2 separate regions of the Homo sapiens genome follow, and region 1 is linked to region 2. A link is an interaction called in ENCODE POLR2A ChIA-PET data of the cell type or tissue named here. Cell type or tissue: OCI-LY7. All regions are shown on one strand. Each heading gives the region's core, and the rest is flanking DNA. Links, peaks and the distances in the headings are about the cores only. Region 1 has its middle 110 kb from the start of TGFBR2. Region 2 overlaps TGFBR2 (transforming growth factor beta receptor 2).

What was found. ChIA-PET counts read pairs that join two places held together with the same protein. Peaks named below come from ENCODE experiments on the same cell type or tissue, not always from the same donor. Only the 100,000 strongest peaks of a DNase experiment are listed, where the experiment ranks them.
Region 1: POLR2A ChIA-PET joins it to region 2 with 5 read pairs; 7 of 35 experiments call an interaction of 5 or more read pairs at or near these places.

The regions. Positions count from the first base shown.
Region 1 is chr3:30,704,019-30,720,068 of GRCh38, reverse strand. No RefSeq gene overlaps it. Among named protein-coding and RNA genes, the nearest start is that of TGFBR2, 110 kb to the right of the region's middle. In OCI-LY7, for the core only: no CTCF peak of the experiment used is centred there; a DNase peak (open chromatin) is centred at 8,728.
Region 2 is chr3:30,612,425-30,628,474 of GRCh38, reverse strand. The region is part of intron 1 of TGFBR2 (transforming growth factor beta receptor 2); the gene reads right to left. It also overlaps the pseudogene KLHL25P1. Among named protein-coding and RNA genes, the nearest start is that of TGFBR2, 14 kb to the right of the region's middle. In OCI-LY7, for the core only: no CTCF peak of the experiment used is centred there; DNase peaks (open chromatin) are centred at 9,774 and 11,653; H3K4me3 peaks cover 2,808 bases; H3K27ac peaks cover 4,636 bases.

The DNA.
Region 1 (16,050 bases), core at 4,038-12,037, 94 kb before region 2:
AGAAAATTTTTCTTCTTAAGCATGATTTTGAGTTGTAAATATTTCCTCACGATAGAGTATGACAAGAGTTCATCCATCTTAAGACTTCGCAAATCATAGATGGGTCGGTTAACACCTCACTGACACCATATAGACTCACATTTGAAATATTCTGGAATTTGAAATTCTAACTGATAACAATGTAGTACACAAATAGTTCAAACTATGGTTCATGTGGATGGTGAGTCCTAAACAATTTTTATTCTGTTATTTGAAAGCTTTGAAGTTTCTCTGGGTAAGTCATGCTCTGCCGGAAATGAAGGGATGAGAAGATTGTTAAACCGTAATGGAAACACAGCTGTTCTCTCTGCAGGTGTGGTTCCTTTCTGCTGATGGGCTGGGTACAGAAAAGGATGAGCAATGGATGCTTGAGCAAATGTCATTATCTCAACTCCCCTCTCTTGGGACGCATTTAAGAACCCATGCTAAATAGAAAAATATGTCTTTCATCTCATATCTAAGTTAACATGTGGGTTGAATTTTTAGTTGAATGACTAGATCAAGTGTTCAAAAACCCCTCTAAGGCCTCTAATTTGGATCTATAGGAGAGAATTTTCTCATTCTGGGACGAATATCCCCAAATCAGTGTTTTACTGTCCGTTGTCTGGAGCCTGTGAATCAGTTTTGGTATTCTCACATCTTTGAGGGCAGAGCTATGCAATCCAACCTGAATGGCTTCTGGGGGGCTTTTACATTCATGTTATAGTGACTTGCTGGTTTGCATATCGCCCTAATCTGGTATGCAAATTGTGAGGAAATGTTAAAAATCTTTACTCTCTGCAAGCTCAGGATATCCATATGTAGTTGTAGCTGAATAAGGTATAGGTGAGAATTTCTGCATCTCTTCTCCTAATGTGAACAAACAAGGGTGAAGAACAGATCCTAGAGATTATGAATAAACTAATTGTGTGGCACCCAGGCCTGTTCCACCCCTACTATAGCTAGCTAAATCAGTGAAATAACAGTCACGTGATTAATCCTGCATATTTATGCTCTAGCATAGTGTTTCCAATCTCTATTGGTCTGAGTTTTAAGATCATGGAAACATCTTAATAGATATAGGTTTCACACAACAGCTCTTCTCCTGGCCTATGGTGTATGTATGTAGTTACAGATCAGGGACTGGATTATAGGTTGAAGGCATGGTACTTTTAGGGATGGGGCTGACTTGGTCAGGATGTTTGTCAAGTGTTGGCAGCAGGTCTGGGTTCTCCAAAGCCAAAAAGGAAGTATAAGATTTTTAACTGAAATGCAGTGACCACCACTATACTTTACATCTTGGGAAAAGAGTAGATTGAATGCTGCATAGGCCAAGCCTAAACAATAAAATCCAATTTCCAAAGATGGAGAGTAAAGCAAGAGTTAACAGAGCCTGGTAGAGCTACAAATACATAACTTCCGAAAGAGATCAAATTGGTACCAAGGTCATTGACCTGAACACTACAGCCAGTGTTTAAGCTTCCCCTTCACAGGTCAGCAGTTTAATATACGTGATGTGTGTGGATCACACTATTCTAAAGGACCAATAGTAAGGGTGCACTATTATGAGTAAGGGCATTTGTGGAATATTGATGCAAGTCTTTGACTATGGGTAAGTGGAAAAAAGGATTGTCATTACCAGAGAAATTTGGAAGGAAGCTTAGTTAAGTAGGCAAGTGGTGAATGAATTTGGATGAGCAAGTAACTTCCAAAAAGAGATATGATAGAATTCAGAAAACTGAAACACACTGACAATCATAACTTACTACTGCATATGAAAACCGAAGAAAAACTGGATCACCAGCCACTGTGCCAACTGCCGTCTTCTAAGAAGCGCCTGGTAATTAGAAGTCAATGGTTGGCATTTATGCTGCTGCTGCTGCAGCTCTCAAATCCCGTGGTTGCTGAATGTTCTGTGATGCTGCTTTCTGTAATCATAACTAAATGTCTTAAAGTCTTAGGCCTGATGCTCTAAATGGGTTGCCTTTGGTTCTTATCTTCAAAATAAAAAATCCAATGAATATTCTTCAAAGAGTTTGCTGAATTAAGAGCACTAGCTGCATGTTTGGGTGACTTTGGACCCCATTGTGAGTTTCATTGCTTACAGATGATTTTTCTTAATTTGAAGAGTAATTGCCCATGAAATCCCTTTTCTCTCTTTTTCACCAAAACAGCCATTAAATGCTGAAAACGAGGAAAAAATACTTAGCCACAGTTATTCCGGATCACAAGAGTCAAGCATATTTTAGGTTTCACAAAGATTAGATATCAGTTTGCTTCCTGGTAGAGAGTTGACCTGAGTAAGTTACAGTGGTGAAGTAGAGCATCAAACTCAACCAATTTAAGCTGCTGTGGGCTTCTCACGAACTTAAAGGACAAACCTGAATCACCAGGAAAGAAATGGAAAACATCCATAGCATATTGGGAGAAAAGGGAGTAATAAACTGACCTCACAGAGTCAGAAAAAGAGAGAGAGAGATTAAAGGGGGTAAGATTTAGTTGTGGGTAGAAAATATAAACAGTTATTTTTTAAACATGTTATAGTGCTTTACGTTTACCCAAATATTCTTTCTTAAATAATCCTGAGAAGTATTATTTTATTAATTCAATCACTTATGTATCCTGCATATAATTTTGTGCTTCTGTAATTCAACTCTGCACTGGAAACAGCAGATATTAGCAATGATTGTTGGATATATAGATAATAAATGAATAAATATAAAATAATTTGATGTTTAGATGAATTAAGCACAAGATTGACTTGAGAAAACTGTCAGAAGTAAAATAAATGAACAGAGAGATAAAAGGATTGGGTGATAAAATAATAGATGTAAAAGCTAGAATTAAAGTATTTAAAGAAAGTGTTCCATTTCTACAAGATGGAGTAGCAGGAACCAAATTTATTCTTTCACATGAAACAACAAAACAACAGGGCAAAATATATTAAATAAGTTTTTAAGACATTGGACATCAGGTAATGAAGGACAGTGATCCCTGAGAAATAGGAAGCTAATGAGGTGAACCCAATGATTGCTCCAGCTTAATGAATGAGAGGTGTTTTTTGTTTGTTTTTTAAGTGTGGCACAGGAAGAGAAGCCAAGATGGATCTCAGAAGACTCTTTGAGTTAAAGAGACGGATTTGAAACACTGGGAGACCAGGTAGCTAGAGGATTGGGACAGATTACTGAAGAGAAAAGAGCTACATTGAGAGAAAATTCTGATCCGCAGAGAGTCTCCCTTGAGTCTTCAACAGAGTACTGATCAGCACATGCATGTAAGAAAACTACCTGAGGCTGAAGAAAGAATTCCCTTAGAAGGTTTAAGGAAACAGTGTCCAGTTCTCATACAGGGCCTGTAATATTGCCTCCTTCTACTAGCCAGGCTGAAAAACCTCATGATTTACAAGACATTGGGTAGAATACTTAGAAAAGCATTGGGTAGAATACTTTAAAAAGCCTTGCCTCAATAGTAGGACAAAATTAGCCTTAGACTAAGATGTCTGGGTTGTGTCTGGTCTTATTACTGATGATGTTAATGTTGATCACTTGGTTAAGGTAGTACCTGGCAGGTTTCTCCATTGTGAAGTTTACTGTTTTTCCCTTTTCATGCACTATTATTTATAAGTGAGTTACTTATGGAGGAGAATTAAGCTCCATTTTTGGAGTGAGGAGTATAAAAGAATCTGTAGACATAAAGTAAAACCACTAACAATAATTAATAAATATTTTAGGGGAGATTTTTAAGGCTATGCAAGTATCCTATTTCTCCTTACAGTTTTGCTCACTAATTTTTGCAGTCATCAGTGGATGCTGCCAGCTGCAATTATTCCTGTGGTGTTCTACTGCTAACTTTTGTTTGTTTGTTTTTTGAGACGGAATCTCACTCTGTAGCCCAGGCTGGAGTGCAGTGGCAGGATCTCGGCTTATGGCAACCTCCTCCTCCCAGGTCCCAGTTCAAGCAATTCTCCTGCCTCAGCCCCCTGAGTAGCTGGGATTACAGGCACACACCACCATGCCCAGATAATTTTTGTATTTTTAGTAGAGACGGGGTTTCACCATGTTGGCCAGGCTGGTCTTGAAGTCCTGACCTCATGATCCACCCGCCTCGGCCTCCCAAAGCGCTGGGATTACAGGCATCAGCCACCGCACCTGGCCCCACTTTGTATTTCTGTCATCTCTTTTACATTTATCAATTGGAATTATTTTGTAAGAAAAACATGCATTTCTCCATAGTTATTTATGTATTTAATTTTGTACTTATATCAGTGTGGACTCGAGGATATTCATTTTATGCTCAGGTGGTTCCAGGTTTGATCACTGGGAGCTTTCACAGATTGACTTCTGTGTCCTTTTGACATGCCCTCACCTTAGAGGTTTATATTTATATCATTGATCAAATTTAGAAAGTTTTAACTCATTATTTCTTTAAATAGTCTATTTTTCTCTCTCTTCTCCTTCTAGGACTTTCACAATGTGTACATTGATTCACTTGATGGTGTCCCAAAAGCCAGTTCACTTTTCTTTAATCTTTTTTCTTTCTATTTCTTGTGTTAATAATTTCCATTGTCTTATCTTCAAGTTCGCTGATTCTTTCTTCTGCTTGCTCAAACCTTTGAGTATCTGTAATGGATTTCTCATTTCAGTTATTGAAACTTTTGGCTCCAGAATTTTGGTTTTTGTTTGTTTCTTTCTTTTTAGGTTTTACATGTCTTTATTGCTATTTCCATTTTGTTCATAGAACATTTTGTTGACTTTCTACACATCGTCCTTTAGTTCTTTGAATATCTTTAACATAGTTGTTTTAAAGTCTTTGTCTAGTAGATCCATTTTGAGGTATGGTTTTTACTGTGGTTTTTTTTCTTTGAGTGAGCCGTTATTTCCTATTTCTTTATTTGTCTTATAATTTTTTGTTGTGGTTGAAAATTGGCCATTTGTAAGTAATAACATGCTAACTCTGGAAATCAGATTTTCTTCTTTCCCTGGGATTTAAGTATTTTTGTTATTATGGTTTTTTTAGTTGTCATTTTTGCTATAGACTGTATCTTTGCCAAAGGTCAACCTCCAATGTGAACTTAAAGTCTTCTCAGATCTTTTCTGAACTTCTGTGTTTCCCTGGGCATATATAGTGATTTTCTAATTTCTTTCATATATGTGTTTGCTTTTGAATGCCATAGTCTTTAATATCTGGTTTCCAAAAAAGGAAAAAAATAAAAATGAAGGGGAGGGGACACCAGCTTTATACATCTCCTGGAAGTCACTTCAGCTGGAGAAGAGGCTTGCACAATTGGGGAAGGTACAACAACAATGCTATCACCTCTGTGTCTGCACCCCTGTGATCAGAAGTGGCAATCAGCAACTAAGCACGGATCTCCACTATTTAAAGAGTAGAATTAATTTTGTCCACCCTGGGTCCTACAAGCTGTGTGCAAGTTGCTCCAGGAACATGTGCAAAATAGCCTGCCATGTGGCTGAGGTGTAAAGCAGGGTTTCCCAACCATTTTGGCATGAGGAACCAGTTTTGTGAAAGACAATTTTTCCACGGACCTGGTATTGGGGATAGTTTCAGGATGTAACTCTTCCACCTCAGATCATCAGGCATGAGTTAGATTCTCATAAGGAGAATGATAGCAAGATCACTCACATGTACAGTTCACAATAGGGTTCATGCTCCTGTGAGAATCTAATGCCGCCACTGACATGACAGGAGGCGGAGCTCAGGCGGTAATGCTTGCTCACCTGTCACTCACCTCCTGCTGTGCTGCCCAGTTCCTAACAGGCCATGGACCAGTACAGGTCTGTGGCCCAGGGGTTAGGGACCCCTGGTATAGAGCATAGGTAGCTACTACTATTTTAAGAGCTGAAATTGACTAAAATAACAGCAATTTGCCATCTAAGCTTTCCCTTGAAAGTTGCAAGCCTTCAATAGACTTCAGAATTCCAAAATAGTTACATCAGACAAATTCTGCCAGTGCAATTGTTGACTTTTGAGGAGTCAGATTTTGATGCTACATACTCCACCATCTTTGCAGAATCCTATGCCTTCTTGTAGTTTTAATTTGCATTTCTGTAATGACTGATAATGTTGAGATGCTTTTAATATACTTATTTACCATTGTATATTTTATTTGATAAAGTTCTTGTTCAGTTTTTTGCCCCTTTTTTTAATGTTTTTGTTTTCTTCATATTAAGCTTTAAATGTTCTTTATATATTCTGGATAAAAGTCCTCTATTGGTATATGATTTACAAATATTTCCTCCCAACCTGTGATTTACCTTTTGTCTTCTTATTAGTGTCTTTCACAAAATGAAAGTTTAAATTTTAATCAACTGAAATGTATTAATTTTCTATTTTGGTATCATATCTTAAAAAAAACTCATTTCTAACCTCAAAATCACATGGATTTTCTCCTGTATTTTCTTCTATAAGTTTTATAATTTTACACTTTTTCATTTATTTTTATAAACCATTTGAGTTCATTTTTGTATAAGGTGTGTGGTATATGTTGAGGTTCATATATTTTGTATATGACACGTAATTTTTCCACTATTTAGAAAGGACTATTCTTTATCCACTCAGCTGTCTTTGTATATTGTATAAAGTATAAATATAAATCCTAAAAATGTAATTTTTCTCATGCCAAAAGAGAGAGGAAACATTTCCCCCTTTCTTTCTGATAGGCACTTCCTTTAGAAAATAGATTGCAAATGTTTTATGTGTCAGGTTGAGACGTATTTAAATCTCTTTAAAAGCTAAATGAGTCTCTTGCTAGTTTTTCATTTCAGTTATTTTTTTTTCTTGGGGATGTTTGGACCTTCTTTTTGAAACGCAAACATCGAGGAAGATGAGCTCTGTCTTCCTGTTCCTGTGGGAGTTTCAGCCTACGTGCTTGACTCCTAGTGTAACTTCCTGCTTTTCACAAAAATATAAGAAGTTTTATTATTATTTTTGATAAAGACAATTCACATGTATGTAATGGATTGCATCTGCTTTGCTATACAAAATGGTGTGATTTCTTTCCATTTTTACAATCCCCTTAGCCAGTTGCATGTGATGCTCCTTACATTATAGTTTAATGCTTATGGAATAATAAAATTGTTTTTTTTTCTTCTACCTTTGTTTTTTGTTTTGTTTCATTTGAGATGGAGTCTCACTCACTCTGTTGCCCAGGCATGAGTGCAGTGGCACGATCTTAGCTCACTGCAACCTCCACCTCCTGGGTTCAAGTTATTCTCATGCCTCAGCTTCCCAAGTAGCTGGGGTTACAGGCATGCGCCACCAAACCTAGTTAATTTTTGTATTTTTAGTAGAGATCGGATTTCTCCATGTTGGCCAGGCTGGTCTCAAACTCCTGCCTCAAGTGATCTGCCCACCTTGGCCTCCCAATGTGCTGAGATTACAAGTGTGAGCCACTGCACCCGGCCTCTCTTCTACCTTTGTGAAGGGAGAGATTTTATGGATTGGTAAGAGATTTTTTTTCCATTTCTTTTATTTAGATTTCTCTGAAAATTATTAAAAAATAAGTTACTGTATTTGTGTAGTCTATTTCTGGGTTCCTTATTCAGAGGACTGTAACTGTATAGGTATTTTTTAAAAATCAGATAGTATGAACCCTCCAACTTATTTCTTTTTCAGAATTGTTTGGGCTAGTCTATTTCCTTTGCATCTCTACATAAATTTTAGAATATTCTTGCTAGAGATATATGATTAGAGTTTAGCATTTCTTTTATGTTTATCTTTCTTTTTTCATTAGTTTATTATAGCTTTCAGCATACAGATTCTAGACATATTTTGTTAGAGCTTAAACTGACAGATGTATCTCCCTTTTTGAGGTTACAATTACACTGTCTTCTACTCTTTATACTATCTGTTTCTTCACTAATTATGTTCAATCTTTACTTTTCAGTGAATTTTATAATCTAAATTGTTTTGTTTCAGTTAATTAACCTTGATAGTTCCTCTTCTAGTAAAATAGATCAAGTCTGTCTACTCAGCACTTTGTAATTATAAAAAGCATTGGAAATAACCCAATGTCTTTGAGTAAGGCAAGTAAAGAAATTTTGTTATATTCGTGTGATAACGCTACACAGCAGTTAAAATGAATAAATTAGACTGATATTGATCAACATAGATAGCTCTCAAAAGTGTAATCTTAAATTTTAAAAAAGTTGTAGAGCAATATATACAAAATGCCATTTACATAAATTAAACAGAACATGTACAGGAAGTAACACTCTAGATTTTAGACACATATATCGATAGGAAAGATCCACATTTAAGCCAAAGAGAACTGGACTCTTGGAGGGTCAATAGAGACAGGACTAGGAAGTAAAGACAGTTACTTAGATGTTCGTGTATTTGTAATGTTTTGTTACTTTTCAAATGAAAGGCTAAGTTCTGAATCAAACATGACAAAATACCTTTATTAACTCTGAATACATGCTATAGGCCTGAGTATGTGATGACTTTTTAATTTTTTTCTAATAAAATAATTTATGATTAGATAAAAAAGAAGCATAAGAAAAACAAACACAAAAACATTAACAGCCATAATTTTTCTGTTGTTCTGGAATTAAAATATACAAACATTAATTAGAAGTAATATTATCTACAGCAGACTTGTACTGAAATCTGAATTATGGAGCAAAATAGTCCAGAAGAAGTTTCCATTGCAAGGACAAATGTACTGCATCTTTAAGGAAGTAGCACAAATTGACAACAAATGAAACTTCCTCATTCTTACTCCACATTAAATGATGTTGGGGGCATCTGTTTAGCAATTAGAAAACATAAATAATCTTCCATCAAGCCCACACTATGCACCTGAATAAATTCTAGAGAGAATAAGCAATTAATTGTTTTAAAATAATGCCATAGAAAATCTTTAAGAAAATAGAGGTGGATGTTTACTGGATCTTTGGACAGACACTTTTCTTCTAAATATGAATGCAACAGGAGAATTCATAAGGAAATAGAGTGAGCGATTATACTCCACGAATATTTTTCAGTTTAAATGTTTTAAGTACACATTAAGAAAATTAAAAAGCAAATGAAAGTCTGGTGATAGGGTTTAATACATGCTACCCTCAAAATATGTCACCTTGACATTTGAGAAAACAGAAGAACCAGGAAGGCCCCTCTCAACTTTCGCTCGCCCTTCTCCCCTGAAGTGGGTCGTAAGACCCTCAGAGAGGTACCCTTCCTATGCCCAGAGGAAGGAACATCCTTATCTCTGAAGACACAGGGAGAGAGAAGAATCTGAACAAACAGGCCTTGCTTTGTTCCCCGCAGTTTATTACCGTAAGATTATGTCTTCTTTGTGCAGTCATACATTTGCAGAACTGTCCACTCTTCGTCAAACTTAAGCATGAAAATACATAGGTTTCCCTGTTTCTTTAGGTCCTCCTTTCTGAAGACTCCCATGTCACAAAAAATTTATAAGTGAATAAATTTGCATGCGTTTTTCTTGTCAATCTGTCTGTTGTTACAGAGACTTCAGCAGTGAAGCTAGTGATGGGTAAAATAAATTTTTCCCCTATACAGTGGGAAATTATTTCTGGCAAATATTATAATTCATAAAATCACTTCAGTGTCATAGACAAATATATAAAGGATTGTCAGGGCTCAGAACACAATACCCATTGGCAATATGTCACCTTGGCATGATGAGTGTTTTAAGCTGAAGGAAATTGACAAAAACGCTCCGCAGAAACAGGAAGGTCCTCGCTGATCTTCTCTTGCCTTTCTCCTCTGAAGCAGGCCGTAAAAGAATTCCCTACACTACCTCCCTTGAAAGTAGGACATAAGACTTTTATTCCAGAGGGGCCCTGCCCTATACCGGGAAGCCAGTAAGACTCTAAACAAACAGGTCTGGCTGAGTTCTCCCCTGTTTATTACCATTAGATCACACTCCTTTGTCCTCCAGCCACGCTTCTGCACAACTTTCTACAAAAATACATAGATTTCTGTGGGTTTTTACGTCTTCATTTGTGAAGGCTCTTGTGTCATGTAAAACTTATACTAAATAAAAATGTTATGCTTTTCTCTTGTTAATCTGCTTTTTTGCTATAGGGATCTTAGCCAGTAATCTTGCAATGGGTGACAATAAGGTACTACCTGTTCTCTCCTACAGGAAATTACATATAATTCCCAGCCCAGAAATATAATTTCTAAACAAGTATATGAAAAAACTCAACCTTCTATGAATAAAAGAGATACAAATAATAACATTAGTGAGGCATAATTGTGGACTATTACAATTTAAAAATGCTAATATGTAAAGCTAGTGAATGTTCTGTGAAATATATGTCTTGTCTTACGTGTTGTTGGTGGGAATCAAAATGGATACAACACTTTTGAGAAATAATTTGGCCAGAGACCGTAAGTATCATAAAAATACTCATAATCTCTTATAGTATATCTTAAGGAAAAATAAAACATAGCAAACTTATATGAAAATATTAATTGCAGCATTATTCACGATGGTGGAAAAAGGGAAATGGGAAGCAATCTAGCACACAGAAATACAGAAACGATAAAATAACAAGCATAGATATGTAGGAACAGAAAGGTGTGATGCATTTCCTGAGGATGTTAAAAGTAATAGCCAACACCCCTATTACAAAGGACAAGTTAACAAGAGAAAAGCATAACAGATTTATTTAATCTAAGTTTTACATGACACAGGAGGCTCCAGGTTAAATGACCAAATGATATAGGGTATAATGGTTAATATTAAGTGTCAGCTTGATTGGATTGAAGGACGCAAAGTATTGTTTCTGGGTTTGTCTGTGAGGGTGTTGCCAGAGGAGATTAACATTTGAATTAGTGGACTAGGAGAGGAAGACCCACCCTTTATGTAGGTGGGCACCATCCAACTGGCCGCCAGTGTGGCTAGAAAAAGCAGGTGGAAGAGAGTGGAATAAGCTGGCTTGCTGAGTCTTCCAGCTTTCATTTTTCTCCTGTGCTGGATGCTTCCTACCCTTGAACATCAGTCTCCAGGTTCTTTGGCCTTTGGACTTACACCAGTGGTTTGCCAGGGGCTCTCAGGCCTTCGGCCACAGACTGAAGGTTGCATTGTCATGTCGACTTCCCTACTGTTTAGGCTTTGGGACTTGGACTAAGCCACTACTGGCTTTCTTTCTCCTCAGCTTGCAGATGACCTATCATGAGACTTCACCTTGTGATGGTGTGAGTCAATTCTCATTAATAAACTCCCTTTCCCATGTACATATATCCTATTAGTTCTGTTCCTCTGGAGAATCCTGACTAATACACAGGGAAAACTATCTTATTTTATATTTAGCTTCTGTGAAGCAGGGACAGCTGAGTAGAAATGTGATTGGCCAATAAAATGTATGATCTAATAGTAATAGACTGATTGGAGGAAATTCATTTCCTTCTGTCATAGGGCAGAATTCTGGAATAGGGGTGTTATGACTCATAATCAAACAAGGTAGATGAAACACCTTCTTTATGGCCATTTCCTACATGGAAGGAAGTGGGTGGGGAGAGTTAGAGTAACAATTTTAAACTTCATAGCTGACTTTGGGGAAAAGAGATTCTGGTTTCTATGATTTGTCTTGGAAGAGAATGAGGCTGAGAGATAGGAAGGCAGAAGGTCAGAGAGAAACTTTGATTCTGAGACTGCTTCTGATACTTTAATTTGGGGGATATCATTTTCTGAGCCCCAACAGATGCATATGTAAGACATATAATCTTTTTACTTAATCACTTCTATATTGTTGCCTTATAAAATTTTGAATGTTCTATATTTAAGTTATTAATTTCATATTAACATTTTAAGAAACCACATTTAACATCAATTAGTGAAAATATATAACATAAATAGTTTAATTTCTTACAATACTTGTATATGAATGGTTTAATTTTCTAACACAATATCTGTATATTAACACAATTACCTGTCTCATAAAACAAATTAACACGATTACGTGTCTCATAAAACAAAACCACAAGGTATGGCCACATTAACAGCTTTTTCTTGGACCATTGTGCCAACAATGGAGACATTTGTTGCAGAAAGCATGACTCAGCGTAGTCCATAGGGGAGCTATAGTGAAAAAATATTCCAACAAATCGAGCTCTGTCCCAAATGTAGGGTCTGTTCCCTGACCAGAAAGAATGGAAGATAATATACTTCTTTCCTGGTTTTGGAGGAGATTTTCTTCTGATTGCATTCAGTTCCCAACATGTTCAACTGTGAAGTTTGAGGACCTGGGAAGATTTCACCTAAATATCATCACCATTATCCTTCTAGATATCCAGTGCTCCACCCTCTAACTTGAAGGGCTTCTGAGTGCTCTGGGAAACTGAAAAGCAGGTTACCCACACAGGACCTCAGTTAATAAATTATAGTCTATAACTTACTTTCAAATAGTATAGCACATGCATTTGATATATATGTGTGTGTATGATGGCTTTAATGCACATTACTAGGATGCATGGCTGCCCAATCTCAAAAATTACTCTATGGATGGTGAGTTAGTATATTAAAAGTCACACTTCAGAGACTGTAACTACAAGCATTTCACCTACCTTTATATATCAATAGTGGAGGTTTTGTCAATTATCATGATGGATATGCAAATAAGTGCTCATTGTTGAAATTACTGGTGTTCAAGGTGTATGTCTTAGTCCACGTTAGTGTTGTTATAAAGGAGTACCTGAGAATGGGTAATTTATAAAGAAAAGAGGTTTATTTGGCTCACAGTTCTGCAGGCTGTACAAGAAGGATAGTGCCAGTATTTGCTTCTTGTGAAGCCTCAGGCTACTTCTACCCATGGCAGAAGGTGAAGGCAAGCTGGCATGTGCAGAGATCACAAGGTAAGAGAGGAAGCAAGTGAGAGGGGCATTTCCATCCCTTTTTTTAAAATAAACAACCAGCTCCCTACTGGAACTAATAGAGTAATAAATCACTCATTATCATGAAGATGGCACCAAGCCATTAATGACAGGTCTGCCCCCATCATCCAAACACTTCCATTAGGCCCCACCTCTGACATTGGGGATCAAATTTTATCATAAGGTTTGGGGGACAAAAATCCAAACTATAGCAATATGTGGATGGACTAAAAATATTGTGAAGATCCCTTCCATCTTCAGGTGAATAGAATCCAGCTAGCTCAGACATCCAGATCTTTTACAATGGCATTTGAAGCTTGTTTCTGAAACAATGTCCAGGTACTAATTTACTAAATTCTGGTTGTTGAACACCAACTGTAAAGTTGCTGCCTCCTAACTTTAGAATATTGTTGCTCTTGTCTCAGGTGTGAGGTCTGGTGATGGTACCTAAAGAGAGAGACTTGGAACTTCCTTGAGGTTGTGGTAAAGGTTGTATTATCAAACCTGCCAAGACCAGCTCAATTGGGGAGGCCCTAACCCAGCAATGCTACAGGAATTAAAGACACACACACAGAAATATAGAGTGTCGAGTGGGAAATCAGGGACTCTCACAGCCTTCGGAGCTGAGAGCCCCGAACAGAGATTTACCCACATATTTATTGACAGCAAGCCAGTCATAATAAGATTTACTAAAGGTATTCCTTATGGGAAATAAAGGGATGGGCTGAATAAAAGGATGGGCTCTGGCTAGTTACCTGCAGCATGAACATGTCCTTAAGGCACAGATCACTCATGCTATTGTTTGTGGTTTAAGAACGCCTTAAGCGGTTTTCCTCCCTGGGTGGGCCACGTGTTCCTTACCTTTATTCCAGTAAACCGACAACCTTCCAGCATGGGCGTCAAGGCCATCACGAGCATATCACAGTGCTGCAGAGATTTTGTTTATGGCCAGTTTTGGGGCCAGTTTATGGCCAGATTTGGGGGCCTGTACCCAACAAAACCAAACCGGGGTCTGCTAATCCAGTGCAGCAAAGCCAAAGAGTGACACTGGGATGGAGATGAGAGAAAATGAGGTATTTATTGTAGGGTACTGAGCAAGAAGATTCAGGCAGCTCATGTTTAAGACCTGAACTCTGAGATGGTTTAAAGGTAGGAGTTTATAAAGATGGGGAGGCAGAGGTTACAGAAAAAGTCATAAATCAATACATTGAGGCTATACATTGGTTTGACTAAAAATGTGGGACATCTTGAAGCAGGGCCTCTAGGTCATAGGTAGATTCAAAGACTTTCTGAATTGTGATTGGTTAAGAAGCAAAGCTTTGTCTAAAATTTGGGATCAGCAGAAAAGAATGTTAGCTTTAGCTCATGGGTTTAACTGCCTCCCTCGGGAAGAAATTTAGAACGAAGAATGGTGATCGGAGTTCAGTCCTCAATTGCCCCTTATCTGAGTTCTATGTGCCAATGGATCCGTTTGGTGGGAGTTTGGATTTCTGTAAACCAACTCAGGAAGAGAGGTTAAAATGTTATCTTTAATTTCTATAGGGAACAAAACATCTTGTGATGCTAACTGCTTTAGCTATTGTTTTAAGCTACTTTTGTCTTCTTGCTTATCAAATCGCTCATTTACTTCCCAGGGCTAACTAGGTGTATGGAATTTCCCTTAAAGGAAGTCAAAATATTCCCTTATTATCACGCTTTGGTGGTGAGGGGTGGGCTGCAGGCCTTTAAGAGGGGTCCCTGCTCTGTCTCAGTTGTGTGACTCCTTTCTTTGCAATCTGAGATTGTTTTCAGTGAAGCCTGCTGGGGAGGTTTTTGGGAGGAGTCTTGTATCCTTAGTCTGCTTCTAAGCATTTGAAACTACTGATAACCAAATGAATCTGATAATTTTGACTGGCAAAATTGAGTTAGGTTAATTCATAACAGTCAAGGCCTGAGAAAATTATCTTGGGCCACTGGAGCCAGTACTGATTAACATTAAGTAGGCAGTAGGCTGCTATGGATGGGCGCTTCTTACCAGTTGCTAGTATGAAAGACTATTGATGTCATTCTTTGGCACAAGCGACATGATTCTCACTTGAATGGATCCAGAAGTTTTAGAGTTTCTGACTTAGTATCCGTGGTGTTCCCATGGGCTGACAGTATAAAGTGCCACTCCAGTGGGGGCTGGCTGTTCCCTGGATGATGACTTACCTTCATTCTGCATGGTTCCTTCAAGTCTGCAGCACATTGTCCCTCAGCCCCATGAACATCTTATCTCATCTTAGTTCCTTGGTCTCCCTTCAACTGGAAAATTTTAACTAGACTTGGTGATGGGGAAACAAGAAGCTTTGTTCTTATGTTTCCTGTCTTCTTTCTTGCTTTGAATCTCTTCACAGATTGCCTCTTGATGTTCAGAAGCACAAGCATTTGAAATTTTAAAAAGCCTTCCCTGGTATTCAGCTTTAACGGAAAATCATCCTGCCCCATGATTTAGCGTGAATGATATAGGAGACCAGAATATGACACCCCAAAATATGCCTCTTTAGCAGAATTATTTTGAGAAACAGCAGACACAGGAGAAGCTCTGAAAATAAAGGAGAAGTAAACCCTTTTCTATGGGAAATTTGCATTTATAAAGTAAATCTCAATTTTTTAAGTGTGTCTCCCTCTCTGTATAAGAAAGAGAAAGATGGGTAAATCACTAGAGGCTCTTAGCAGTGGGGAAGGTATTGACTTACATCTGCATTACAAAACTTACTCTTCTTTACTGTACTTTTCCTAGTTACCTCGTCCTCCCTGACACCATTCTCTGTTTTGTCTTTAGCTGAAGATAGTATTTATGCTTGAATTCTAAACTATCTCTTTGAGAGTTCCTCATTTGTCCCTGGGTGTCTCCCATGTATACATTTATTGCAGGGTACCAAGCAAGAAGATTCAGCCAGCTCGTGTTTAAAACCTGAAGTCCCAGATGGTTTAAATGCAGGGGTCTATAAACATGGTGGGAGGGGGGGAGGCAGAGGTTACAGAAAAAGTCACTGTATACATGTTAATAAACTTCTATTTGTTTTTCTTTTGTTAATCTGTCTTTTTATATTGAGGCCCCAGCTGAGAATTTACAAGGGTAGAGGAAAAATTATCTTTTCTGTCCCTGTAATGGGCACATGAAGAAATACCATGAAAAAGAAACTTTCT
Region 2 (16,050 bases), core at 6,479-14,478:
ATGCCAAATAAAGGTGAGTTTCTAGGAGAATACAGCACAGAGGTGACCAAGGTGGGTGAAATTTATTCACAGGGGAAAATCCAAATGCCTTCAGGGAAACCACTTTTGCAGGGTTCTTCTGATAAATACTGAACCCAATTAAAAGCATCCCTTCAGGGCAAGTTTTCTCCTAGGAGATTTCTATTGGCCGCTTTAACTTCCCTTTCCCCAGAATTTCCAGGAGAAGTTTGTAACGGTTTATAATCCCTACCACTCCATGCTCATAGACTTTAAGCATATTTTTCTCCCACAAGGCAGTACTATTTTTATAATCCTTTTAAGATTAAAACTAAAAACACAGATGATTAAAAAAAAAAAAAAAAGGCCTGGCTGCATCCTCCTACAATAAAGTATTATAATTGCAGTGCACTACTAAGTAGTATTTCCACAAACATTAGACTATCTGGTTTCCAGGACAAAGAAACAGCCTATAATTCCAAAGCACAGGAATGGAAAAGTACAAGTAATTTAATCTGTCCCACTGTGATTATAGGTGCTAAGAAATTACCTGAACGGACCTCTTTGGGACTTGAGAAGAATGGGGACTTTAATGATGCTCCATAACTGCCCTATTCATTATGATACCCAAGAGCCACCTGTGGCTATTTAAATTCAAGTTAACTGAAATAAAAATATATCTATATTTGAAATTCAGTTCCTTATTTGCACCTGCTACGTTTCAAGCCACATGTATCATCTAAGATGGTCTCAGACCCACTGTTCAATAGAACTTCCTGCAAAGGTGAAAATATCTTATACCAGTGCTGTCCTTAAACCTTAACACAGCCCAGGTATAAGATATTTTCATCTCTGCAGAAAGTTCTATTGAACAGTGGATCTAAGACCATCTTAGAGAGATAATTACATAATTTTTCCCAATTTCATAATAGAGATTATGAAGTAACAGCCTCCAAAATACAGGGTTTTTAGGCTACTGGCTACCTTCTACACTCAGGTGAACTTTTTGTAGTGGTTTACACATGTGTACCAATTGCCCTCATCTCCCCAGTTTCAAGTACATTAAAATGGCATTAGATGTAATAAAATACATGCCACTGAGACTCAGCTCAATTGAAACTTGAGTTTCTTCAGAATTCCAAACGATGGTGCATCTCTTTCTGAAACCTGAAGTGGGGACTTGTCAGGAAAATGTCTATGAGGGAGGCCTAGGAAAAAGAAGGCATTTTCCAAAATTAATAAATTTATTTCCTTGTTTTTTGTCACACCTTATTCCAGAGGTGTCTCTAGGCTACTGTGTGCGGAACGAGGTCTGGACAGAACCTAATGATAAATTGGGGGATACTGAAAGTCCTGGCACTCTAAGGAGCTTCCCCACACATCTTTAGATTTTTATTTCCCATGTGGGAAAAAAAGAAAGGGATTTCCTATCTTCCCATCACAAACTCCTGGCTTTGCAGTGGTTTTATTACGTCATTCCCCTACTTACAATCTGCCAGTGACTCAGAGAATTTAGCCCAAACTGGCACTTAAGGCTCCCATAATCTGATTACCTTTCTGCTGAATAACTCCTTTTATCAGAAACCCTTTGACCTGATAATTGCTGGCTTTCCTACCACCAAAATTTCTACCTCCCTACCAGATCTATCAGGTGGATTTTAAGGTCAAGAAGAGCATGCCCAAGGCAGCCTGCTCAGCCCCTGGAAGGAGTTCAGTGCCTTCACTGTTGGCTGTGAGGTTTACGTGATGGAGGGAAGAGACTCCAAGAATGGTGTCTGAAAGGATGCCTGGTGTCTGATGCTGCCCCTCAGGAGTGGTCCAAGGTGGTTCAAATACTGCCTGCTTTGGCCATGGCTGACAGAGCTGAAGAACTGCCTCTATATGGTGTGTGGACACACACCCCAGGCAGCCACTTGCCGGCTTCCCTCTGTTTCCTTGAAGGAAGTGGAGTAGCATGGCCCTGGGGCTAACAAGTGAACAATAGTGCCTGCCTTAAATCATACCCAGCCTTTCAGACCCAGGTCAAGTGTTTTCTCTTTTGGAAAATCATCCATTCCCCCCACTACCAGCCCCACCAAGAGTACTCTGCCTCCTCCGGTTTTGGTTTTTAACCATCTTTACTGTGAGGTATGCTTTTAGATAGGCCTGTATTTGCTCTGTTCTGCAGATGAGTTTCCAAAACCTTCTAAAACCTTGCTCATATTTGTTATGCTGGATTTAAAGTCAACAGATGGGAGTTTTCAACCCAGTAAATGGAATTTCTTTGCTGTGGGAAATCAAGTACTTTGACCTCTCTGGTGAAATTCTTCATTTGTAACCTCACTGGGTTAGGCTAGATTAGTGTTTCTCAACATGGTTCCACATCGGAATCATCTGGGGATCTTTTAAAACAATAATGATGCCAAAGTCCTACCCCAGGGCAATGAGTCAGAACTTCTAGGTGCTTGGCTCAGGCTTTGGAATTCTTTTAGAAGTTCGCAGGTGATCCTAACGTGCAGCCAGGGTTAGAAAAATAAACTGAGTTCAGGAAGGGACTTATGCTACATGGACTGGAGAATTCAATAGGAAAAAATGTAGTAGTTAGAGATGGGGCATGGTAGTACTGGACAGAGGCAGTCAGGCCCATAGGTGTTGCTTCTCATCTTTGCCTTGAGCTGTAACTAGAAAAACTGCAAACTGCATTATAACCAGAACATTATTATATACATATACATGTACAATCAAGCCCAACCCAATTAATTTTCTCATATGACTCAAACTCTAGTACCATTTGGAGATGAGGCAGGAATCATAAACATAATTGGCTGCAGGGCATTTAGTTGCCATTGTATAAATTCTTCCTGAAAAATAATTTTAGATTAATTTTTAAGTGTGGATTTTACAATTTCCTATCTTTTTAAAGGGTGGGAATCCTTTGCCAATTCCCAAGAGGACAATAAGCTTAAAGGAAGATAATGTCTGAAAGATCTGAGGACCAAGTTTCCTGAGAAAGCTGTATTTCTAAAGTTTTGACCCTACAAGGCAACATTAAAAGTAAGTTCAAGGAAACAAATGTGAGAAAGCATATCTCCCTTTAGATAACCTAGCAAAGAAGTTAAGAAGGGAAATAGTTCCTTAGATCAGAATTAACAGTTGTGGATAGCCTTCCCTTCAGAAAATTGCAATGCTAAACAGACGTTACACAAGCAATATATCCCTGCAACTTAATTTCTCTTCCTAGGATCTTTAATATTTTTCTTTTTTTATTCCATTAAACAAATATATATTGAGCATCACCTATCCACCAGATCTGAAGAAACACTATTTTTAATATGTTCAAAATTTGAGTCTTTTCTTGATACAATAACATCTGCCTTAACAGGAATCAGTATGTAAAAATTACAGTTTTTAAAGAATTATATAAAAGGTATTATTCCAGAAGACTTGCTATGGAATCCCTTTTAAAAAGGGCGTTCAGAAAAAGGTAACACTGAAATTTATTACAGTTTGAAGAAAATCACTCCAATTATAAATCCATGAACCCAGTCATTGTTTAATGAAGCTCATCTTTGCTGGAAAATCCCCACTGAGAACAAAGCATCACAATGATCCACACAGTCCTAATCAAGCCCACTGGAAAAATCACCCTGAAGAACACTGGTGGAAAACAGAAAGAAGTCCACACCACAGTGTGAGAGCTAATTTAATGTGTTCTTCAAGAAAAATTAAATAAAACAATATGACTCAATTTTTCTTTTATGTTGCAAGAAAAATAACATTTATATAAAGCTAGTAGTAGAAAAGCAGAAGTATAGCTTAGCTTTCTATGATGGCAAGTGAAATAGTTTCTGCTAATCAAAGTGATTCTTTTTTTTTTTTCCTTTGAGACGGAGTCTTGCTCTGTCGCCAGGCTGGAGTGCAGTGGCACGATCTCAGCTCACTGCAACCTCCGCCTCCCAGGTTCAAGTGATTCCCTTGCCTCAGCCTCCCGAATAGCTGGGACTAGAGGCACGTGCCACCACGCCCAGTTAATTTTTGTATTTTTAGTAGAGACGGGGTTTCACCATGTTGGCCAGGATGGTCTCAATCTCTTAACCTCGTGATCTGCCCTCCTCGGCCTCCCAAAGATCCGGGATTACAGGTGTGAGCCACCGTGCCTGGCCATCAAAGTGATTCTTAGCCATTTTCTTTGAAAATGTCAGTCATAGAGGTAGGCTCTGTTGCTCTTCAATGTATACCTTCTTTTATATAAAAGCAATTTGACTAAATATTAGATGTCTGTGTGAGTCGTGTTCTGCTACTCAAAACACTTCTTGTTCTGTTCTTCTCTATATTTTGTTTATTTGTTTGTTTTTTGAGATGGAATCTTGGTCTGTTGCCCAGGCTGGAGTGCAATGGCATGATCTCGGCTCACTGCAACCTCCACCTCCTGGGTTCAAGCGATTCTCCTGCCTCAGCCTCCCGAGTAGCTGTGATTACAGGCGCCCGCCACCATGCCCAGCTAATTTTTGTATTTTTTAGTAGAGATAGGGTTTCACCATGTTGGTCAGGCTGGTCTTGAACTCTTGACCTCAGGTGATCCACCTACCTTGGCCTCACAAAGTGCTGGGATTACAGGCATGAGCCACAGCGCCCAACCTCTTCTCTGTATGTTTATTCAGACATTCATGTTTAAGAATTTCTGAGAAAGGAAGCCAAAGATAATAATACCTGACCTCTATGTCTATATGATGAAGAAGTGCACTTCCTATGTAAAGATGCCCGTATTCCTGATTAGGTTAAGCAACTTGAAGTTCTAGTGAGGGGCAAAACTACAGGACTGCAGAAACTGGCATAGCCTTTTACACATGGCAGCATTTGTCTACTGATAATGGTGACACAACCTCCAAGAGGGCAGACCACACGGTGTATTAAAGAGAAGCTGTCCCCATAAGAAAAGGGGAAAAGTAAAATGACTCATTACATAGTTTGAAATCTCTTATGATGGGTGGACAAAACCCTCAAAGAAGAAATTCTCCAGTCTTAAATTGGGCTTTTAATGTTCGAGGCAAGAACAAGTCTCCTGATGAGTACACTGCCATCGCCTCTTTAACAATTTAGCTATGAAAATATGAAAATACGAGGAGACTATAGATTTTTATCTTAGATTTACTTACAAATTAAGCAGTGAGGGAGCATGACTAAAAATAGAAAAATGATGAAAAGATTAATTAATGATACTTTACTATGTCTCAGTGGATGGGCAGTCCTATTACAGCTGGGGCAGATGATTTCATCTTTCTGGGCCTCCATTTCCACATCTGTAAAACAGGATAATTATATCCATCTCAGAGAGCTGTTTTTAAAATTACAGATGACAGGAAAGTGAAACTGTTTTGAAAATAATGAAGCTTTCTATTACTGTGAGATTATTAAAAGATTATTATAACTAGACATGGTCAATATGTTTTCTTCAAAGTTATCAGACTAGACATTTTTCCCTCTGGTGATCTTTCACCCATATGTCTCAATCATACTGAAATTATTCAAATCACTTCTTTTTTCTGTTTTCCTGGTACTAGTTTCTCTTTTTCTTTTTCTTTTTCCTTTCTCTTTTTTTTTTTTTTTTTTTTTTTTTTTGAGACAAAGTCTCGCTCTGTTGCCCAGGCTGGAGTGCAGTGGTGCGATATCGGATCACTGCAACCACTGTCTCCTGGGTTCAAGTGATTCTCCTGGCTCAGCTTCCTGAGTAGCTGGGATTATAGGCGTGTCCCACCACTCCTAGCTAATTTTTGTATTTTTAGTAAAGACAGGGTTTCACCATGTTGGTCAGGCTGGTCTCAAACTCCTGACCTCGTGATCCGCCTGCCTCGGCCTCCCAAAGTGCTGGGATTACAGGCCTGAGCCATTGCACTGGCTGGTACTAGTTTTCTATCTGCCTGAAGAAGTACGCAAATGACTATTTTCATGACTTTTTTTTTTGCCTTTAATATTATTTAACAGCTATTTTAACAATGAAAGACATTTTACATATTCTCAAAAGGTATGTACCAAAGAAGGGTGTGGGCAGAAATGTTCACAAAATCAGGACCTTTCATTGCATCTTGGTGACCACCAATAAAGTACACAGAAACCCATAGTGAACTGAGGTCTAAGTGGCTGCTATCAACCAACACAATCTTGAACTGCTGAGTCTGATCATTTCATTTTCTTAAAACTTCAGGACAGTTCAATTTAGAGAGCACAAGAGTGAAGTTAGCCTCCCTGGTCATCTAAAGCAACATGGGAAGGTAATTTAAGAAAAGTGACACCATATCAATCACTTTCCCAAGCTTTTCAGGGGCTCACTCCAAAGACTTTCTTGATGATAAATTTTATTAAAGTGCTGATCATAATCAAAACAGTACATTGTATCAGAGGTCAAGCATTGTTTTTCACTTCCCTTCCCAGAACTTATTAAAGATGTACCTCTGAAGAAAGACATAAGGAAGAACAAAATTGTTTTGACTCACAGAAAATGGCTTACACAGACATCTAATACTTAGTCAAGTTGCTTATATATATGAAATAAGTTATACCTTGGGAGTAACAAAGCCAATAGGCTTGGCTCATAGGGGGCTAACTACGGCTGCAGCAGTTATTCAAGAAGTTAACATATTCTCTCCTGTCCCCTGAAGACACCACAGGCATCTCAGTAATAAACTGATAACAACCAATACTCAAGAGTTTGTGAAAATGCTTTGTAAAGTGCTGAATAATGTAAGTGATTATCTACTTACCACAAACGTCCTCACCAACATCATCATTAAAATCTTGAAAGATAAGTGCTTTTCAGTAGTTTTGAGAGTGAACCAATGACATGCTAAATTAAAAGCATTATATTTCAACCATTTCCAATAAGTGCCACAGAATATTAAGACTTAAGAATATTAAAATTCTGGTCAGGTGCAGTGGCCCATGCCTGTAATCCCAGCACTTTGGGAAGCCGAGGAGGGTGGATTGCCTGAGGTCAGAAGTTCAAGAGCAGCATGGCCAACATGGCAAAACCCTGTCTCTACTAAAAATACAAAAATTAGCCAGGTGTGGTAGTGGGCACCTACAATCCCAGCTACTCGGGAGGCTGAGGCAGGAGAATAACTTGAACCCAGGAGGCAGAGGTTGCAGTGAGCTGAGGTCGTGCCATTGTACTCCAGCCTGGGTGAGAAGAACAAAACTCTGTCTCAAAAAAAAAAAAAAAAAAAGAATATTAAAATTCTTATTTCATCTCCTTTTCCTCTATAGATAGAGCAGGTAGGGCACTACCAGTCCAAATCTATGTAATGTGATGTCAGTGGTAGCTCCAGAATTCCCATAGAGGAGTGGCTACATGGGTGATGATCTGGCTGAAAGGGAGGCAGGCAACACAGCTGGAAGCTGTGCTTGCACAAGAGAACACTACTTGTGGTACCTAGACTGCATGTTTATTCAGGATGGATGGGGACTATGGTGGACGAGAAGGCTGAAGGCCAAATTCAAGACCATCCTTAGAAACCCACTCCTATTAAGCACCCAGGTAAGAAAGGCCTCATATTTAAGTCTCCTTAGCATGTATCATTTTAACAGGGCTTTCCAAAAAGTACAACCAGGGGTCACCTTTGCAATATGGGATTATTTACCCTCAGGTAGGTAGAAGAGTATCTTCAGGCACTCTTCATTGCACCAAGACCCCTTCAGCCATCCCTATTCCAGCAATCCCAATGACTGAAATCATCTATGACTCATAAAGAGAAAAGGCAGGAGTGACAAAAAATTGTCCTGCGTGAGATGGTGTGATTTACTTTATGACTTTGCCTGGTCTCTATAGTCATAATGCATTGAGCCTTCTGCAAAAGATTCACACATGAGAGAATAAATGAATCAAAGGCAGAGCCAGTGATGGATGGAAAATTAACCTTAACACCCACACACCACAGCTCCCCAAAATTCACAGAAACTAAAGACTGCAGACAGAGCAAGTCTCCACTGTAAAGAACAATTTACACAAAGCAGATCATACGAGATTTTCCATAAGCCTATGGTTCTGTCAAACAATACTACAGGTGGCTTTAAGCCATTGACATTTACACTTGGTGGTGAAAAGCCATCTGGGAGAAAAAAAAATAGCACTCCCCGCCTTGGATCTAAAAGCAAGTTTCCTCGGCCTTTAAAAGCAATGAATTCCAAACAGCAACAAACAAAACACATAAACAGAATTAGTGAGAATCTGTGCTAAGAGCTATGGCAAAATCAGACAGAAGTTTCTCCCTCAAAGAGTTTTCATTCTAGTAAGAGTTTTGTTTTGTTTTGTTTGTTTTGAGACAGAGTCTCACTCTGTCGCCTAGGCTGGAGTGCAGTGGCGCGATCTCGGCTCACTGCAAACTCCGCCTCCCAGGTTCACGCCATTCTCCTGCCTCAGCCTCCCGAGTAGCTGGGACTACAGGCACCCGCCACCACGCCCAGCTAATTTTTTGTACTTTTAGTAGAGACAGGGTTTCATCGTGTTAGCGAGGATGGTCTCGATCTCCTGACTTCGTGATCCGCCCGCCTCGGCCTCCCAAAGTGCTGGGATTACAGGCATAAGCCACCACGCCTGGCTAGTAAAATAGTTTAAAACACACAGAGACAGCACAGGTAGCTTGGCAAACAAGGTCATATGAATGAGAATGCAAGGCTTGTCGGAGAGGCTATGGGCAGGAAAAGGAATCACAGTGGGATGGATAATCAAGGAAGGCCCACTAGAAAAAGTAACATTTAGACCAGGCGTTATTTCAAAGGGTGGAGCCGTTGTAGGGCACAAATAGAGAATGGTAAAACTTGGGGGGAGGTGGTGGAGAATGGTCACAAGCTAGGAAATTTGTAAGCAAAAAGGATGTGTGAGGCAGCTGGGTTCAAGTGGAACCAGGGCATGAGGGATGTGAAGGGTGGAATAGATGATGGGCAAGAGGTTTGGCTTCATCTGTGCACGTAGTCATCAAACTGGTCCTGTGTCCCATCAGCACAAGGCACTCTCTTAGGAGCCAAGGGACACTGAGGCAGCCCCCATGCTCAAAGAGAAAGGGAAGGCCATGTGATGATCTAGGATTCATAAAATCCATGGAAGGCTTTCTAACAGAGGCCAGCTATTCAAAATGCCATCTGGGGGGAGATTTAACTGAGGGCAATGCCTGTGTTATTGACAGAGAAAGAACAAAGGGTGTCCATAAGCAGAGACCAATTAGGTGATTTTTACAGATGACAAATATAAGAGTTCAGGTTTGTGTTACGGTAGCATAATTCAAGGGCAAAAATAAAACCAAATGGTTATAGATTTTGCGTAACTTTTCTGATGGATAACTTAAGATTTGATGCAACAGGAATCACCATGAGATATGAGTTGCAATGGAAAGTTTTTATGTTTTTTTTTCTTGCCAAGTATAGTTCAGATGTCAAAGGCAAAGAAAAAAAAGTCAGAAAATAAAATTATTTGGAAACATCAGAAACTGCTTGTAAGGACTGGTTATTGTGGCTACTGTTAATTAAGAGCATTAATAACTGACAGGGACCCATAATTCTGGAAGACAAAAGTAACTAAGTCACAAAAAGCTGCCTTATGATATTAAAATAAAGGAGCAAATCAATGAAAAAGCCTACAGTGGCACTCTCAGAAAAGTCTAAAACAAATGTTGAGCAATTCAAGAGAAATTTATTGGGTCTTCACTGAGCATCAGACAAATAAGTTCCTCAAGACAAAAGAGGATTAAAAAATGTTGAAGAGTAAAACCACTTCCTGAAAACCTGTCATCGAATCATTAATTTATTGGGTACCTACTTTGTATAGAGCAGAGTGCTACCTATTTTAAGAAATGCTGTGGTATAATAGCTCCAGAATGAATTAGGGCCTACATATGTCAAGGCAATCTGTGAGTAAATGCCTAATGAGGTAAACATGATTAATGCAGTGAGTTCGATATAGAAATGGGTCCTTGGGGCCGGACACGATGGCTCGTGCCTGTAATCCCAGCACTTTGGGAGGCCGAGGCGGGCGGATCACGAGGTCAGGAGTTTGAGACCAGCCTGACCAACATGGTGAAACCGTGTCTCTACTAAAAATACAACAACAACAAAATTAGTCAAGTGTGTTGGTGCACACCTGTAATCCCAGCTACTCAGGAGGCTGAAGCAGGAGAATCGCTTGAACCCAGGAGGCAGAGGTTGCAGCGAGCCGAGATTGCGCCACTGTACACCAGCCTGGGCAACAGAGCGAGATTCCATCTCAAAAAAAAAAAAAAAACAAGAAAGAAAAAAGAAATGGGTCCTTGGGTTCTACAGTTCACCATGGTCAAGGGATGGACAATCAGTGGACAAAAGACTCATGAAGGATGACTGGGGAAACAGACTGGTTAAAAACTGACTCATTTAGTTGACTTGCTACCAGTGCCTTCTGTCTTCTGCTAGCTTTAGTTAAAACGGCTTAGGAAGAGTCAAAAGACTCTCATAAAACTAAGCCAACTCTTCCTTGAATTCTCCTCTTCTTTATTGACAGAAACAAGCCTGATGTGATCCACTAAAACCACTGCAGATCATTTGGCTACTCTTTGGAACATGCTTTAATGCTATTACAGCAGTGTTTTTCAAACTGCTATGTGTACAGGAATCACCTGGGGACCTTGTGAAAGTGTACATTCTGTTGCAGTAGGTCTGGGGAGAGGACCCACAATCCTCATTTCCAATAAATTCTCAGTGATGCCAGACCTCCTGTAAGCGGCAAGGTATTAGAACATCTTCAGTTGCTGTTATCAGAAGATGATAGGAAACCATCATTTTCGGGGTCAGAATGCTGGAGCTCAAGCTTTGGGCCTTGATGCATATAATAACTCATAAAATGTAATATTCAGGAAGGAATGAGGCTCCTAAAGAAGTGAGAAAGTAGAATGAACAAAGGCCTAAGAGAATAGAAATGTATTCTAACAATATAAATTATAAAAATAAAAGTAAGAGTGCCCAGGGGTATTGAGATTGTTAGATTATTTTATAATGATATAACTTAAGGGATTCCAAAATAATGAACATAAAATGTTATTATTAGATTTTTTTCCTTTTCACATACTTGAAGGACAAATTATATCATATTGTCTTTTTTTCTTCCCCAATACTATGAGCGTTAGAGAATGAGACGCAAATCCGATATGTAGTAACAAGGTAGTCACTCACAGCAAAAGTTGAAAGATTCCTAGTCTACGCTAACAAGTGTCTGCAAACTCTACAGAAATGCAATTAGAGGTTGCGGCAGCTACTCCCCTGCCTAAAACAGCAGTCTGAAAACTGCCAATCTGTTGCAAATTCTGTCTTTTCTGAGAATATTTTAAGAAAAGTGGTAGAGAAATATTTGAAAGGCAACAGAACACTAATTATATCTAGACAAGTTTCCTTTTTTTTTTTTCCCAAAAAATATGAAAGTTCCTTTAGGCTTTACATCTCCTAGGCATAGCAAAGCATTTCATAACTTTCTACCTTAGGAAAAATTTTCACAGACATTTTAACCAATTCAGAGGAAGGGGAGAATGAAAATACCATAATTAACCAAAGAGGAATAATATTACCACCAAAACCAAGTAAGCCTTTTATTTAGGAAGGAGTGAGCTCTAGCTGAAGTAAACATGCTATTTAGTCAGGATGTATGCTCAGACACCTGTAGTCGGAAATTTTCAAAATAGCTATGGTTTTTTTTCTTCTCTTTTTTTAATAGTAGTCATCTCCAATGAACACCAGTGGAAGTCTGTGGTATTTCTCAGTTCTGACCTGTCATGACTTTTGTTAGTTTTCTATTTTGATTAGCTAAAGATTTTCTAACTCAACTTCAATGATTTATTCTACTAACAAAATAGTACAGGGATAACAAAGAATGAAATGTTTCAGAAGAGAAAATACTGGAAATCTTATTTAGTCCAATTCTTGTCACTGTATAGAAGGAAAATGAGCCCCAGTGGGAAGAAAGACAGCCTGGTCACCCAGACACCTAGATTCCTGGTACAACATACCTTAGTCTTTACCAGCTGTCTCCTAGGTAGAGTCCTTCTAATCTCAAACTAAGGGTCAGAGCTAGGTTATCTTTCATCCAAGATGAAGGTTTGTGATAATTACATCTTTGCAACTTCTTTTCTACTTGGCATGGGGCTCTAAAGTAGGAAAATGATGAAGGGTTTAGCTAAACCTGGAGGAAAAATATTTTGGTTTTGTGAAATAACAATGCAGATTTCAGTCTCTGTTTGCAATGGGGGGAAGGAGGAAGAGGCATTTTTTAACATTTATTTTCTAAACCAACAAACAAATCCTACCATTAGTCAAAGACTCAGGTCTTTGGAATCTGAAGCTTGTAAATTTCAGGGGCACTCTTTAAGAAGAAGAATACAAAATTAAGAATAAAGTGAATATAAAATTAAGAATAAAGTGAATATTTATTTAGAATTAAAATGGCATACAGGCCGGGTGCAGTGGCTTACACCTGTAATCCTAACACTTTGGGAGGCAGAGGTGGACAGGTTCCTCTGAGCCCCAGTGTTCAAGACCAGACTTGGTACATAGTAAGACACCATCTCTACAAAAATTAAAAAACAACAAAAAACAAAAAACTGGCCGGTCTTGGTGGTGCATGCCTTTAGTCCGAGCTACTCTAGAGGACTGCTTGAACCTAGGACTCCAAGGCTGCAGTGAGTTATGATTATGCAACTGCTTTCCAGACTGAGTGACAGAATGAGATCTCATCTCTGGAAAAAAAATTTTAAATAGTATCATACAAACAACAAATTTTTAAAAGCTATAAATACTACAAATATGAAGTGTTTAAAAAACAAATATTTTTATTAACTGATTGCCATACCTCTGAAATAATTCTCCTATATTTTTTGGTTGCACACTCTTTGATCATCTCTTCCAATAACATTTTGCAATATTCTCTATTGAGAGAATAGAAAAATAATTCAGTCTTCCCTTTAGAAATGTAGATCAGAATTTGTAATTTATTCTTGAATAATTTGGAAAAGTTCCTTTCAGCTTCATAATTCATTACAGGTAATGTCATATAAATTTTTTGGATTGACTTCAAATTTGGAAAACTTTTATCAGGTTTCTTTTATATGTGAGCTGTAAGATTCAGGGCACTGCAAGATTTCGTAGTATTTGACTTGATGACACTTGTTAACCACATTGCCAGGGCCTCTCCTAGAGCCAGGAGATGGACCTATACCAGGGTATAGGTAGCCTTGAAGGTTAAGTTCAAGCACTTCACAGTAAATCCACCTGAGCCTGGCATTTATATCCTCAACATATTTGATGCATCTGTGAAGTCTCCCAGTCCTTTCAAATAAAGTGCCTGTTTTACTCAGAATACCTAAACTTCCTGATGGCATAATTGTTCCATGATTCAGCCAAGACTGTATCACTTGAGGTATACACTTCATTTTTCCATTGAGATCACAAGACAGGCATGATGTTTGACTACCTGGTGTATAAACCGAGTGTTATTTTATTACACTAAGAAAATGCAATGGGATAATATATGAAGAATGCTAAAACACTAGAAAAATGTTGGATATTATTATTTCTCTTAACCTCTAGTCTTCCAACACCCATGCTATAATGGACAAGTAGTTTATGTCAATTAAGGCAGACTAGTCTCAGTACAGTATAACAATTAGGAATCTAGATCCCCAAACCAGACCATCTTGGTTCCAACCCCAGCCTAATCATTTTCTAACTAGGTGGACTTAGGCAAATTTATTGACTCTGGAGGATTTATAATAAGCATAATATAACCTACCTTCTAAAGTTGTTTTGAGGGTTAATACACCTGAAGTACTCAGCATGATCCGTGCAGTAGCAAGACCTCAATAAGTGGTAGCTACTATGATTATTGGGAAATTAGTCCATGAAGTCTCTTGAGAAAAGCTACAGGGGAAATAAGCCCAATTTCATTTCCCTATGTAGAAAAGTTTGCAGGATTTGGGCGTGACAGGTAGTCATCCACAAAGCAGCAGTGTTATCGCCCCATAGGAAATGAAGACTTCGTAATGATTTATACTTTAATAAAGAGCTGCTGCAGCATATACTGAAAATATGCACCCAACCCATATCTTCTTTCAAAGGCATTCATGTTGGTTCAACCAAATCCCTAGTTCTCTAAAATGAAGTTTTGACAATCTTATATCTTCTAAAGCACTGAGAAGCCTTTTTCCTTGTTTTCTTTAAAGAGGCTTGAGAAGAACCAAGCCTTTTTTTGGTTCAAATAAAATATTTACAATAGGAGGAAAAAACATTCAGATAAACTTCACCTTGCCCGCCTGGTGGTCTCTCAATACACAGAAGAAATGCAACTAGGGCACTAGGAAATCTAAAAAAAAAAAAAAAAAAAGGAAAGAAAAAAAGTATAGAGCTAAAGTTCACTTCAGGACAACGCAAACTAAGAAAAACTACATTTCCCAAAGGAAATAGAGCACTATGTCTACAAAGTAACTCATTTTTTCTTTAATGTTCAATGTTGTCTATTCCAGGGAAAAAATGGTACAATTAACCAAAACTTATTTCTACCCAACATCTCTGCAAAGGAATGTTGCTGCTGCAGATCCACCCCCAACATGGGAAGGCCCAAGGCAAGTGAGCAAATAGAGGCCCATGTACCATAAGTCAAAACATTTAAAGTTACAAATCAAGCTAGCAAACTGCTCAATAAAATAGGTGTTATCCTTCTACCTAGACTGACAAATATATCTTTTCAATGTCTTGGAAGACCAGGTACAACTTTAGAACTCCTACAATGTTCATAGTCCTTCCACAGAAATGGGTGGTTTAAAGAGAGACATCATCCTGAGCCCTGGTAATCAATTTGCCTTCCTCCCCCCTGCCTGCTCCATCCTACATCAAGAGGGGCCTTGTGATATGTGGACACCCAAGCTCGCTCTCTGTCTCTCTCTCTCTTTCTCTCTCTCTCTCTCTCTCTCTCTCACATACAGACACACACACACACAGAGCTATCCCTTAAACAACCCTCGTGCAGAGATTGCACAACCAGTAGCAATGACAGCCTTCAGGAAGATGGCTTCAAGGATCCATGCAAACTGCAGATACCAGTTCAGGGCCTTCTGGACAGCGAATGTGGGTTCCCACATAACCAAATCATGGTCTAAAAATGAAAAGAGAGTAAGACTGGAAGGCCCAAAAGTCACCTCACCCCATAGGCATGGCTCTGACCAGAGAAGAATGACAGCAGAGTACCATCTAAGGCCCAGGACAGAGGCCAGTTGTGTTCATATACTAGGTCTATATTTTAGTTGTAGAGCTGAAAAAAATTGGAGGAAAATATTCCCTCAGAAAAGAGAAGAAAAAAAAAAAAAAAAAAGAGCTGCATGTCTTGACCTTTCCCAGATAGAATCTCCCCAGTCATAGGTACGGGCCCTGAAGCTAAATCTCATCTAATAATGATAGCTTCAAACCTACAAACAAAACACAGATGCTAGGGAACCCTTAAGAGTCTAAGCAGGAGGCCATAAGTAGACTAAACTGACTACACCCAAGAGGATAGTTGCTACTTGTTGGGTGCTAAGACCTAGAAAGCTGACTGTGGCAAGTAAAAGGCAGAAGTACTCCTGATGTAATGGGTGAGGAAGAGAATCTTAACCTCCTATAAGTTTTCAAATTGTCCCCTTCAAAAGTCAAACTGTCCCCTTCTTCTTTGTTATGTTGGATAAAGTCGGCTCTTCTTGCCCTCATCAGCAGTTGTACACGATTGTACACAAATGATTGTCCTACACACTCAAAATTTGGGGTTTACAATACACATCTTTGCAAATGGGGTATGTCCAACTGCTATAAGTGGCCAAACCACAGGTCACCCACCATGAGTCCTACCACTAAGACACCATTGTCAAACTGTGGGCTGTAGAGTTTCCTTATGCAAAGAAACTCTGCCTTATCTTGATTTTCTGTGGTACAAATGTAGTCAGGAAGGAGGCAGATAATGCAAGCAAACCAAATCAATTAAATCAGGAGCACTGAACTGATGACATTAGATGGTAAGCTTCCCCTCTCTCAAATCTGATATCCATT